2 separate regions of the Mus musculus genome follow, and region 2 is linked to region 1. Evidence: chromatin contacts called from ENCODE Hi-C or POLR2A ChIA-PET data. All regions are on one chromosome and are shown on one strand. The core of a region is the stretch at or near the end of the contact, and the rest is flanking DNA. Distances in the headings are between cores, read along the strand shown.

Region 1 (6,807 bases), core at 1,668-4,167:
GCTGTCCTGGAACTCTTTATGTAGACCAGGCTGGCCTCAAACTCACAGCAATCCACCTGCCTTTGCTTTCCAAGAGCTGGAACTAATGGCATGTGCCACTATGTTGGCTTAGTCTTTTGCTTGTTTTGGTTTCTGATTTTGTGAAGTTTTTGTGTGGATGTGGTATTAGGTTTTTGGTTTTGTTTATTTTTTAAAGAGAGAGAAGAGGGCCCAGGAGACGTTGTTGGTGCACACCTTTAATCCCAGCATTCAGGAGGCAGAAGCAGGAAGATCTCTGAGTTTTTTTGTTTTTTTTTTTTTTTTTGTTTTTGTTTTTCGAGACAGGGTTTCTCTGTGTAGCCCTGGCTGTCCTGGAACTCACTTCGTAGACCAGGCTGGCCTTGAACTCAGAAATCCACCTGCCTCTGCCTCCGGAGTGCTGGGATTAAAGGCGTGCGCCACCACGCCCAGCATGATCTCTGAGTTTGAAGTCAGTTTGGTCTATATATAGAGTTCCTGGACAAAGTTGCAGTGTGAGACTTTTTTTTTTTTTTAAGTGTGTGTGTGTGGAATGGTATAGATTTGAGTAGGTAGGAGCTGGGGGAAGGGGAAAGAATGATCATATATTGTATGAAAAAAAGTTATAAAAAGGTAAAAAAGTATAAGATAAACATGGTTGTGCTGACTTAGTGGTACCTCAGGTACCAGCTAACCTAACTACCCCAGGGGTGGCACAGCTGAATCTTACAATTGTAGCTCTGCCTTTCACTCTGTTTTTTGTTGTTGTTGTTGTTGTTTTTTGTTTTTTGTGTTCCAGACAAGCTTTCTCTGTATAGCCCTGGCTGTCCTGGAACTTACTTTGTAGATAGACCAGGCTGGCCTCGAACTCAGAAATCCACCTGCCTCTGCCTCTTGAGTGCTGGGATTAAAGGCATGCGCCACCATGCCTGGCTCACTCTGGATTTTTTTATTAGCCTATATTAATTACATGTAGTAATGGGTCTCATGACATAGTCACATAGCATATTTGGACCACAATCAGCCCATTACCCTCTTTTGTTTCTTTCCCACTGCCTCTGACCCCATTCTTTTCCCCAGCTTGTCTCAGTTCTACTCTTTCTTTTTTTTTTTTTTTTTTTTTTTTTTAGATTTATTTATTTATTATATGTAAGTACACTGTAGCTGTCCTCAGATACTCCAGAAGAGGGCATCAGATTGCATTAAGGATGGTTGTGAGCCACCATGTGGTTGCTGGGATTTGAACTCTGGACCTTCAGAAGAGCAGTCGGGTACTCTTACCCACTAAGCCATCTCCCCAGCCCCATACTCTTTCTTTTTTATGTGATTTAGTGAATTTAATTAGAACTGCTTACAGGGGAATAAGTGGGTGATTATTTATAGGAGTCAGGGCAATACCAGTGTATTATTTATAGGAGTCAGTTTACCAGTGACTATAACCACTGAAAAAAATGTTCCTTCCTGTAACCATCACCTAGGGAGTGGCAGGACCACCACACTTGGCTCAGTAAGTCTTCAAAACAGCCCACCTCTAAGCTGTTCTTCATGATTGACAATTCCTTTAACACGTGCTTGATAGTTCTTTTTTGTTTTTCCTTTCTGAGGCAGGCTCACTGTGTAGCCCTGGCTCAACTGGAAGTCACTATGTAGTCAGACTGGCTCTAATTCACAGAGATCTGCCTCTTTCAGCCTTCAGAGTTCTGGGACTAAAGACATGCCCCATGCCACCCATTTTCAATCTATTGAGTTTTCGCCATTTCTAGGATGTTTAGGCATAGTATTCTATGTCTTGGCTAGTATAATTGACAGCAGTAGCTTTATAATTTGCTTTAATATCTGTTAGGACAAATGTACTCCTATTTCTGTTGTTTGGTGTTTCAAAGATGATAGTTGTAAAAACAATCATGTATTAGCTATGTAGCTATTGGGTAAACTAAGAATTTTAATTTTTTTTAATCTGTTATTTTAAGCTTGTACATTCGGAAAGCATGCTTGCCTCTGTGAAGGGTTATTGAATTGGGTTTCAATGTTGACTCTGGGTCACAACCTCCCTATAGAACAGCTGTAGGTTCTGGCTAGGACTTTTCTGACCTTTAACAGTGGTGGGCTTTAGTGTTTAGTGTTCAAAGTAGAGAGATGGTCATCTAATAACTCTCTAGAGAATAACTCCGTGTGAACCCCAATACATTTGGATGGCCACAAGTCTTGGGTCTTTACTGGGCTGCCTAAACTCCTGTGACCTGCGGCGGTCACCGGAACTCTGGATAAGTAAGCAGAGTGTACACGGACCTCTCCGCCCTCTGCGCAATCCGGGTCGACCTTCGCGAGAGTGGATGTAAGGATCCTAGGAGAAGTTTAGGGTTAAGACTCCCAGGCCTCTTTTCTCCTTTAAAATCAGAACCACGCAGGCCTTCCTGCAGCCCAGACAGCGGAGCAAGCAGCCTTTGGGTGCTAAACTTTATAGACTGAGATACTCTGCGTAGATCAAGGGGCTCAAACGGGCGGAAGAGGAGAGGCGCAGGCCACCTGAACCGGGTTGGTGGTGATAGTGTTGGGGGTTCTGAAGGGTCCGGGTCAGGCTCAAAACGGGTCAGTCTTCCGTTTGAGGGCTGGGCATAGACCCGTGGTAAAGAGCAGGATTCTTGTTTCGCTGGGTGTTGCCCGTCAAGTATTTTGAGGTGAGGTTGCCATCCCGTTCTGGCGCCTGCATCGGGACCCTGTAGGCGACCTCCCGTGCGCCCCTCCCCCATTACACTCTGCCGCAGCCACTGGCCCATCCCTGGACTCAGACCCCTCGGCGGCCCCGCCCAGCCTCAGGGTTCCGCCCCCACAAGGGTCCGCCTCCAGGTCCGCCCTGTCGCTCGCCCATTCAGATGTGGGTCAGGGGTGAGCGGGTGGAGCTGACGTCACAAGCTTCCAAGATGGCGCGGAGCGGGCGGCTGTGAGCAGCGCTCTGGGCGCGCTGGGCGGAGAGCCGAGCGGGGGCCGGCGGAGGGCGGACAGGGCGGGCGCGTGCAGCTCAGGTCGGGCGCCCAAGACGAGGGGCCTCTGGCAGGCACCTGAGGTAAGCGGTGTCCTCGAGGGAGGGCGACGCGGGCCGGGCGCGCCCCCGGAGAGGGGGGCGTGGGCGCGCGTGGGACGGAGCGCGCGCACGGCCCCTAGTCTCGAACCGAGGCGCACGCGGGACCCTGGACGGGCGGGGGCTTTGTGGTTCAGGTGCCCGGCGGGTTGCGGCCGGCACGGGGACTCCGGGCACAAAGCCCCCAGGGCCGCGCCAGTCCGGGGACGCGAGTCTGTGGAGCGGGGGTCGACGGGGTAGCGGGCGCCGGCTCTTTGTGCCTTTTCATTAGCAATCTAATCCGAACGGCGTCGGGCGAGCTATGCTGCCTGACAGGCGGGCGTTCTCCCATTATGCAAACGGCTGTACGCCTGCGGCTGCCCCTCACTGGAACGCTTTACGGTTTCCAGAACTGCGCTTGTGTGTATGGTCTGCAGTCCTTTTCCTCGAGTACCCTTCCTGGCTGGGGGACTGGCCGTGTCAGGGACAGGGTAGGGCTTAGAGGGCCCGGCTCCGTGGCTGGGTGGGCTTTCTGCCCTGCCCCCAGACCTTTGCTGGAGGCAGCCGCCTGGCAGGAAGAGAGATGGGCTTGGGGGGAGGGGGTCGGGTGGCAAGAGGAAGGGACTGGCTGGCTCAGGGAGTGAGCTGAGGGGCCCTAGCTTGTCATTCTCTGTTTATCTTCCAGAATGGTTCATATGCACACAAGCCTGGGTGTAAGTGCTGGGGGAAAATACCTCTCCCTGGGGGGCAGTGACTTAGGTACTTGGAGTGATTGAGGCCAGATAATACTCTCAGCGGCCGCGCCCTGAACAGTTTTGGACTACCTTGCGACGAGAGTCCCGTGCTGATCTTGGCTGGCCGGAGAGATTCAGAAGTTATTTACTTATGTGTTCTATCCCCCTCTTCACAGTATCTTTTCTAGTTATAATTGTCAGGCGCATTTGGAAAGCTGTGTTCCAGGTTCCTCACTTTCAATCAGCAGGAGGGGTGTAACACTGAGAGGCCACCCCCACTGACATATGTGGCGATGGGGGAGGGGCGGATCCTTGCCTATAGGAATCCTGTGACTGGACTGTTACTGGGGTTTGCTAGCTGTGGCTTTTGCACCTAGGACCAGGAGATTCGGCAGGTCGTGGAGGGGCTCATCTTCTAGGCTGAACTTGGGATTTCCAATCTAGGACAAAGGTTGGTGGGATGGAGGCAAACCCTAGAGGGATGCCACATTATTGCTTCTGATTCCTCCTGGCCTTGCCCCTCCACTGTTATCTGCCCGTATCTGGAATCCCTGGCTTTCAAGCAGACATTTTTAGGATCGTAGTCTGTGTAACCACTCTGTAGCTCTGTCTCTCGAAAAAGTATGCTGGGTGGAGCAGAGCTCCTGGAGTAGTCTGAAAGAAAGCAGATGGTCCAGCCTCAGGCTGGCCTCTAGAGACAAATGTGTGGCCAAACCTTCCCACTAAGGTTTTTGCAAGAAGTCATGTGCCTGCAGGTGATCTTTCTGTCCTATGCAGTTTTTTAATGAAAACCTCTGAAACCTACAGGGTAGACTTGGGAAAAGTTGTCCAGTCTTTGCATTGCCTGCCTGCTTGCTGCGAGGGGAGCAATGCTGTTCATTCAGTTTACTAATTTGGCTCCTGGCTTTCTGCAGGTTAGTTGTAAGGTGTTGAGAGTGCTTGTTGGCCAGCTTGTCTGGCTGTTTGAGTTCGGCTGTGTGCCCAGAATTTCTTCCTGCAGTGTTTTCCTGCCAGTTGTTGGGACTTGTACATTAGTCACTGAGCTTTTACGAGCAATTCCTGAAAAGAAAAAAATCTCCCTCTGATTGTTGGCTTTGCGTGTAGGAAGAAGCAGCTCGAGGGAGCCCTGTGTTTAAAGCAGAACCAAAATGATTTGCTGTAATTGCTAGAAGGAGAAGAGGTGCAAACAGGGCAGGGGCGGTGCAGCCTGTTCTGCTGCATAGTACCTGCTCTGAGGACAGGTAGACAGGGTTCCTTCCTTCCGCACTTCCTGGTCTTGGCCAGCAGCCTAGCCTTTTCCACAAGCTGCAATTCTAGATTAATCCTCACATAGTGTTTTCTTTCCACAGATCAGATTTCTCATTTTGTTAATAAGTGCAGTCTCTGATCCTCTAGGAGTCAGCTGTTGTGGACTGAGAGCAACAGGGTTTTGCATTATTGAGCTGTAGGGAATGCTGTGCAGTCTTCCTATGAGTCCTTATTGCCTGTCAAGGTCAGGCTTGAAGGGGTGAGGTTAGGGGCATGAATTACCCTTCTCCCTTTTAAACTGAGCTGGAGTTTGTTGAGATACTACATTTCTTTATTCGTATGTATGCATGTCGATGGGCAGACTCTCTGCTAGAGTCGAGCGTGGGACAGCTTGTAGGAGTTGGTTCTCTTCTTCCACCAGGTGGATCCTGGGGGTCAAAGTTGTCATAAAGCTAATTGGCAAGCACTTTTGCCCACTGAGCCATTTCTCTGGCCCAAGAAAGAGGGTTTCCCTATGTATCCTTGGTTGGCTTAGACCTCACTATTTCCACTATGACCAGCTTTTTTTGTTTGTCTTTCGAGATGAGACAGGGCCTCACTGTGTAGCTCTGTCTGTCTTGGAACTCAGAGAATGGCCTGCCTTTGCCTAGCAAATGTTGAGGTTAAAGGTGTGTGCCACCAGTTTTCAGGGTTTTATTTTATTTTTAAATAAGAAAGGGTTAGAGAGATGGCCCAGAGATTAAGAGTACTGGCTGCGTTCAGAGGACCCAGGTGACTCATAACCATCTGTAACCCCAGTTTCAGGGAACCTGATGCCTTCTCCCTTCCCAAGGCACTAGGCACTCCTGGGGGTCCCGTGTGTGTAAAGTTAAAACAACAATGAAAACAAGGAAACAAGGTCTCTTATAGCTCTAACTGGCCCAGAAGGCACAGACATCCACCTCCCTCCCATAAATCCTTTGCTGTTTTGTTTTTGAAACAGGGTCTCTCTAGCCCTGGCTCTTAAGAACTCACTAGATAGACAAGGAACTCAGATCTACCTGCTTCTGTGTTCTGAGTGCTGGGATTAAAGAGGTGCCACACTGTACCAGGCTCCTGAGATTTTTTTTTTCTTTTCTCTTTATTTTTTGGTTTTTTGAGACAGGGTTTCTCTGTAGCCCTAGCTGTCCTGGAACTCACTTTGTAGACCAGGCTGGCCTCGAACTCAGAAATCCACCTGCCTCTGCCTCCCGAGTGCTGGGATTAAAGGCATGCGCCACCACGCCCGGCCTCCTGAGATATTTTAATATAGATTTTGAGCCCTGGAATTAAGAGAAAGGCATTCAGGAATAAAATAAGATGCTTGTGAATGTGGCTCTCACAGGAGAGCCAAAGAGATACCTTCTTATCAGTAGCTTCTGAAAAGGAACCAGTTTTGGAGATGTAGAAGTTCGAGAAGGAATAAAGTTCAGTTTACCTAGGGAACTCCTGTCTCTGCTCTTTTGGTTGGTCTGTTGACCCGAGGGGTCAGTTTCATCCCATCTCTGTTCATAGGCTGGGACTGAAGGCCTTTGCCTCCTGAACCTGATCTCTAGCAGGGCCTGGACTAGGAGGAAATGGTCCTTTTTTGGAAGTAATCAGTTCCGAAGAACCTGGCTAAACAGAGTACCCTGCAAGTCAGTTTGGGGCAGGGTGAGTGGACTTAGTTGGAAGCCTGCAGTGTGCCTAGTTCTGTGGTTCACTCTGCATGCAGCCATGGGCAGTGATGATGCCCACTTTACCACCCATGTC
Region 2 (6,337 bases), core at 3,131-5,630, 43 kb after region 1:
GTAAGATAAAGCCTGGGTGCTCAGAAGGAACGACTTAGCCCAGAGAATAGGTGTGGGCTCCTCAAAGAAAAAGACAGAGCTACAAATGTCTTCTGGCCTCAGGGAACTGATGGCTCTAAACCAAAGCGTGCATGCTGCCGTCAAAGCCCCACGTGTTGAAGCAGGCAGCGAACCAAAGAAGTTTGAGTCGCCTAAAAGGAACAGAAATGACTCAAAGACAGCTGCACCTCAGAAAACCCACCCTGGCATGGGTGACAGCTCCTGAAAGCTGGGAACTGCAGTGTACCACACAGCCTGCAGGCAGCTCAACAGATGTAGAGTCTCTTCTAGGAAACTGAGTTAGTCTGAACCTCTTCCAGGTAGCTTGGCTGGTCTCTGTCTCAGCAGGATTTTACTCATGGAACCTTGAGGAAGGAAGGGTCTCATGAATCTGGTCAGCTTCAGGCACTTCCTGAGTCTTTTGTTGATTAGGTTTGGTTTGGTTTTCTCTGTGTAGCCCTGGCTATCTGGGAACTTACTCTGTAGAACTTTCTTAGAGTTCCACCTGCCCCTGTCTCCCAAGCTCTGGGATAAAAGGTGTGTGCCACCACCTCCCTACAGCCCTTGACTTCTTGAGTCTTTTTCTTTTTTTTCTTTTTTTTTTTTTTTGGTTTTTCGAGACAGGGTTTCTCTGTATAGCCCTGGCTGTCCTGGAACTCACTTTGTAAACCAGGCTGGGCTTGAACTCAGAAATCCGCCTGCCTCTGTCTCCCAAGACTTCCTGAGTCTTAACAGCTTCACTTTAGAACATTGAGTCTTGAGGAACTTCTCTGAGGGAACGGTTTCAACAATGGCTTTTAAGGTAGAGTCAAATGTCATTCTTTACAATGGTCACAGGTAGGATTTGAAGCTATTATCGTCAAAGGCTGGCCCAAAGAGCCTGAGATGGGAGATCACAGGGTGTTTTCAGAGGGGCACCTGACAAGGCTATTGCTGATGAGACAAGAAGCAGAGTTAACGGAGATGCTCATGTGTGTGTGTGTGTGTGTGCGTGTGCGTGCGTGTGTATGTTCTTGCACGTGCATACATTTTTGAGTGTGTGTATGCCCACTCAAGGTCACACATAAGCCTAGTTCATTACTACGTTAGCAATCAGTATCTATAAATGAAGGGCTTATTTATTTGTGTGTAGACCCTCCACAGCAAGTGTTGACAGCAGTTGAGAGATCTCAGGAAGGGAGGGGCTCCTTTCCTTTCCCATATCCTAAGTTGGTTTCTCTACCTTGCCCCATTGGCTACCTTTTGGTGTGAAACAGTGTTTTCTTCTGCCAGTTTTTATCTGGGGATGGTGGTCTAAAGCTTTGGACACGAAGATAAGATTGCCAGTTTGGAGGCTAACCTGGTCTACAGTAGCCAAGGTTACTTAGCAAGAACCTTATTTTTGTTTTATTTTATAAGCAACACATTTGACCATTAAAAAAAAAAAAAAGGCCAGCCCCAGAGGTGAAGCCTGTGGTGTGAGCACAGGCAGTGGAGGTGGGGGAGTCCTAAGTCATCCTTGGTACACAGTTGAGTTTCAGGCTAGTATGAGTAACATGAGACCCTGTCTCCAAGGTAATAAAAGAAAACAAAATCAAACAAAAGAAAAAAGAATCCTAGATTAGCAAAACTCAGTAAGTAAGCTGCAGGTGTGCTGGGTGGCTTATGAAGTGAGCGGTCAAAGGCCGAAGGGGAGGAAGGGACGCTGGCTGAGGGAGAGTTGCTTTGGGAAGAGCCTGTGAACAGAAAAGGCACGGAGAGGGAAGCCCAGGGGTGCGTGGCTCAGAGGGAGACACTTGTCTGGGAGGCTCACCTCCAGCCCAGCCCAGAAAATACAAAAATCAAGTATTCACACCTTCTCCCAAATTACTGGGGCCAGAAGGGCTTCAGAGGCCTGGAGCTTTGAACTTCTTGTGTGGACGAGATGAGGCAGCACTGGAGTCTGGGAATCCGAGTTATGTTGACAGCACTGGGGAATCCCAGCTTAGCCAGAGCTATCAAAACCCACAGCCCTTCCTGTAAATCAATAATTGATGTCTTGGTGCGTGATACTGGGAATTGAACCTTGTGTGTGCAGGGATTCCATTGACCAATATCCCAGCCCATTCATAGCAAAAAGCACTCATTGTTTTTGTTTTTGTTTTTTTGGAGGGGCTGTTTGAGACAAAGTCTCACCCTGTAGCAAAGGCTGGCTATGAATTTGCAGCAGGATTCCTGCCCCAGGCTATCTAATGAAGCTGTAATGGTTTATTACAGCATCCAGAAAGTATGTCCTCTAAATTATGGAATAAATTAGCTTCTTAAAATCTTTAGAGAGATTATATCACCACAGAGTGTGAAAAGGTCCAGTGTGCAGTTAGGAGCACTTGTTGCTCTTCCAGAGCACTGACTTTAGTTCCCATCACCCACATAGGTGGCTCACAACTGCTGGAATTCCAGCTTCAAGGGATCTGATGGACTGCTGAGGCATTTGCACAGATGTGGTATACACACACACACACACACACACACACACACACACACACACACACAGAGAGAGAGAGAGAGAGAAATAAATTGAAGAAAATGATTAAGCAGGTTCCTAGGGAAGTAAGGGGTTGTGTCAAGACCAGCCTGGCTGCAGAATGAGACCCCTTGAGCTAACAGAACCCCTAGATCACAAAACTACATCCCTCCTTTTCTTACTCATACCACACAAGCCCAATCAAAGGTTCTCTAGAGCTGAAACCATGGAGAAAAGAGACCATCAGGCCACCCTAGCACCCAGGTCCTCCCAGGTCCTTCAGCACCACTCAGCACGGCACTATGCTAGGGAAAATCCAGCCACTGAGACCACGACAAAGTTTCATAGCACATGGGGGAGAAAAACATTAAAAATTTTAATTTTAAATGTTTTTCTCAAGCCGGGCACGGTGGCGCATGCCTTTAATCCCAGCACTTGGGAGGCAGAGGCAGGCAGATTTCTGAGTTCAAGGCCAGCCTGGTCTACAAAAGTGAGTTCCAGGACAGCCAGGGCTACACAGAGAAACCCTGTCTCGAAAAAACAACAGCAACAAAAAAATGTTTTTCTCAAAAGTTTAGCACTCCCTGCTTGGTCACTCAGAATCTAAGGTGAGGCACACCTGGTTTAGCCTGTAGTTACAGTAGTTACAGCTACTGTGGCTCTTAAGATTTATTTATTTTTATTTATTATTATTATTATTTTTTTTTTGAGACAGGATTTCTCTGTATAGCCCTGGCTGTCCTGGAACTCACTCTGTAGACCAGGCTGGCCTCGAACTCAGAAATGCGCCTGCCTCTGCCTCCCGAGTGCTGGGATTAAAGGCGTGTGCCACCACCGCCTGGCTAATTTATTTATTTTTAAAGACTTATTTATTTTTATTTATATGAGTACATTGTCACTGTCTTGAGGGCATCAGATCCCATTACAAATGGTTGTGAGCCACTATGTGATTTCTGGGAATTGAACTTATGACCTCTAGAAGAGCAGTCAATACTCTTAACCGCTGAGCCATGTCTTCAGTCCTTCTTTAAAAAAAAAAAAAAAAAAAAAGATTACACACACACATACACACACACTCACACACTATAGCTGTCTTCAGACACACCGGAAGAGGGTATCAGATCCCATTATAGATGGTTGTGGATCACCATGTGGTTGCTGGAAATTGAACTCAGAACCTCTGGAAGAGCAGTCAGTGCTCTTAACCATTGAGCCATCTCTCAAACCCTCTCATTTTTTCTTTCTTTTTTTCTTTGGTTTTTGTTTGTTTGTTTGTTTTTTCGAGACAGGGTTTCTCTGTGTAGCCCTGGCTGTCCTGGAACTCAGGCTGTAGACTAGGCTGGCCTTGAACTCAGAAATCCGCCTGCCTCTGCCTCCCAAGTGCTGGGATTAAAGGCGTGGGCCACCACACCCGGCCCTCATTTTCTTTTGAGTCAGGGTCTTGTTTAGACCTCTAGGCTGACCTTGAACTCTAGGTGATCTTGCCTCAGCCTCTAGTATTTTGGGATTACAAGGTACGGACCATCAAGTCTGGTCCTTCCTTAGAACTTTAGTAACTTTTTACCAATCAGATCTGGACTGTGATATTTTTGTTTTTTGTTTTGTTTTTCTTTTTTTTGAGACAGGTCCGCATGTAGCCTTGGCTAATTTCAAACTCCGTATGTAGCAAAGGATGACCTTGAACTCCTGATCTTCGTGCCCTCACACCTCCAAGAGATAGAATTACAGATGTGGGCAACCAAGCCCGGCTTTGTATACCTGAATTGGTCGGGCGTGATCCGTCTCGGTTGGGTTCGGGCGCCCTCTGCTGCCTATTGTGACGCGGGCCACCAAGTTACCCAGGCGGTGGAGGTCGGGGCGGAGCTCTGGAGCCATGACTGAGCCGCAGGAGCAGCTGCTGCAGCTGCAGAAGGACAACCGAGATGGCCGCCTGCGGAAGCAGGAGCTAGAAGAGCTGGTGCGTGGGCTGGAAGCCGAGAGCGAGAGCCTCACCGGGCGCCTGGAGGAGCTGCGGGAGCGCGAGCGCAGGTGCGAGGGCACCGAGGCCCCGGCAGGCTTGTTGGCAGTCTCGCTCCAGGCAGTGGGACCCTAGTCTGGAACTCTCAGGCTGGTGGCGGCTCCTTCCCAAAATATCTTGCTCCCTGGTTTTATCCCAGACCAATTCTCCGCCCCCTCTCCCCCTCCCCCGTGTAGCCTGCAGCGGAGACGAAGTCAAGCATCACGAGCCATTCGAGGCGAGGCATGTGAGGCGGCACGGGAGCGTGCGGAGCGGGCTCGTGGGCTGCTGGAGGCGGCGGAGCAGCACCGGCAGGACCTGGTGCGGGCAAGAGCAAGAGGCGGCTCCCGGGGTGGCTAGGCTGGAGGAGGGGCCTAGACAGCCTGGACCCTGTTCGCAGGAGCAACACAATCGGAAGCTGCAGGAACAGTGGGAGGAACTGTCCAGTCAGGTACGTGCAGTGTCTCAGATCATGCCCTAGTCCCCAAGATCCTTGAGCCAGGCACTCACGAGTTCGGTCCCCAGCTTTTCTACTATGGAGGGGAGCAGCTAAGTCAACAGCGAGCGGAGCAGCAACTAGGGAACCAGCTTGTGGCGCTGCAGGTACTTGGGCGGGGCTGTGGGCGGAGTATGGCTGTGGGCAGGGTTATGTGCATTTGTGGGCAGAGTATCAGCCTTCAAGGCCGGGGACCGAGCCTCGAGGCCCAGTGGTGTGCGAGGACTTCAGGTTCTTGACATCACTTGAATCCTCCCGAAGAAACATCTGGAGCTGGCGGAGGCCAAATTCAGCATGCAGGCAGAGGACCTGCGGCAGGTGCGAATGGCGCTGGACTCTGGGGGGGGGGGGGAAGGCGTGTGGGGAGGGCCTGTCATTGCGATGCTCATACCAAGCCCCTGGCTTCTAGGGTGCGCAGCGGACAGAAGAGGCCTGGGCCAGCTTCCAGGAGCAGAGTGGAGTCCTGCAGGTGTGACCCCTCGTTTCTGACAGCGGTTCTCTTTCGAATGCCCTGCGGCCTCGACTCTTTCTTCCTTACTCTCTGACTCGCGATGTAGCGCATCCTCTGCCCTGAATCCCTATTGCCATCCTTCAGGAGCTGCAGGGGAAAGTGATGGAGGCAGCAGCTGCGCTGGAGGCTACGCGCGGTGGCTCGGAACCGTAAGAATTGGGACTTGGAGGGCGTCGGAAGGTGCTAGGCCCAGCCTGGTGGCTCATCTCCGCGCCTGTCCTGCAGGTGGAACTCAGAGCCTCGTCCGGTGCAGGACTGCGCGGGCTCACTCATGGAGGAGGTGGCCAGGGCTGACTGCGTGAGCGTGGGCTGGGAAGCGCGGGCTGAAGCTGGTACCTGCCCACTAGATTTGGCTAGAGCCTAGCGGCTGCCCAGGCAAAAAACTGGATACAGCCCTTTCTCTGCAGGAAAAGCGACTGTTCGGTGGTACAGGCGCGGGAAGCCTCAGGTGAGTGGCTAGTGGGGGTTGGGCGGTCCGGGTTCCGGGTCCCAGAGCCACCACCCACCTGTCCGTTGGTGGTTCTGCAGGCTGTGGGCGCTGAGCGCACTGCAGACGTTGCTGCTGCTCCCGCTGGGTTTCCTGGTGCTGCCGCTGATTTACGTGGTGCTGGCGAAGCCTGACGCCGTTGGCCCGGGGCTCCAGAGTCTCGGCTCTGACGCGGTCTTCCGCCGGCTGCGCTACACGCTGTCGCCTTTACTTGAGCTGCGTGCGCGCGGATTGCTGCCTGCCTAGAGTGCATCATGTCGGCTTTGGCCGCTTGTACCTCTGTCTCCTTTGTGTTTTCTGGGTGCCTGCTTATATGAAAAGGGTGG

The links. Hi-C counts contacts between places; a loop is a spot of excess contacts on that map. ChIA-PET counts read pairs that join two places held with the same protein, here RNA polymerase II (POLR2A).
Region 2: a loop to region 1 is called in a map of gastrocnemius, with 7 times the contacts of the local background. The contact joins the promoter of Tmem191c here to the promoter of Hic2 in region 1. A Hi-C loop is called at or near these places in 6 of 37 maps with a recorded cell type or tissue (gastrocnemius, heart and left cerebral cortex). POLR2A ChIA-PET finds 5 or more read pairs at or near these places in 4 of 5 experiments (Patski and embryonic stem cell).

Annotation. Positions count from the first base shown.
Region 1 is chr16:17,230,670-17,237,476 of GRCm38, forward strand. It overlaps Hic2 (hypermethylated in cancer 2), which reads left to right and starts at 2,918. Exons shown (of 3, transcript NM_178922.3): 1 at 2,918-3,061.
Region 2 is chr16:17,271,920-17,278,256 of GRCm38, forward strand. It overlaps Tmem191c (transmembrane protein 191C), which reads left to right and starts at 4,381. Exons shown (of 10, transcript NM_177473.3): 1 at 4,381-4,549; 2 at 4,715-4,838; 3 at 4,918-4,968; 4 at 5,043-5,120; 5 at 5,275-5,331; 6 at 5,423-5,482; 7 at 5,609-5,673; 8 at 5,750-5,822; 9 at 5,932-5,972; 10 at 6,053-6,337. The coding sequence starts at 4,395. The coding sequence ends at 6,257.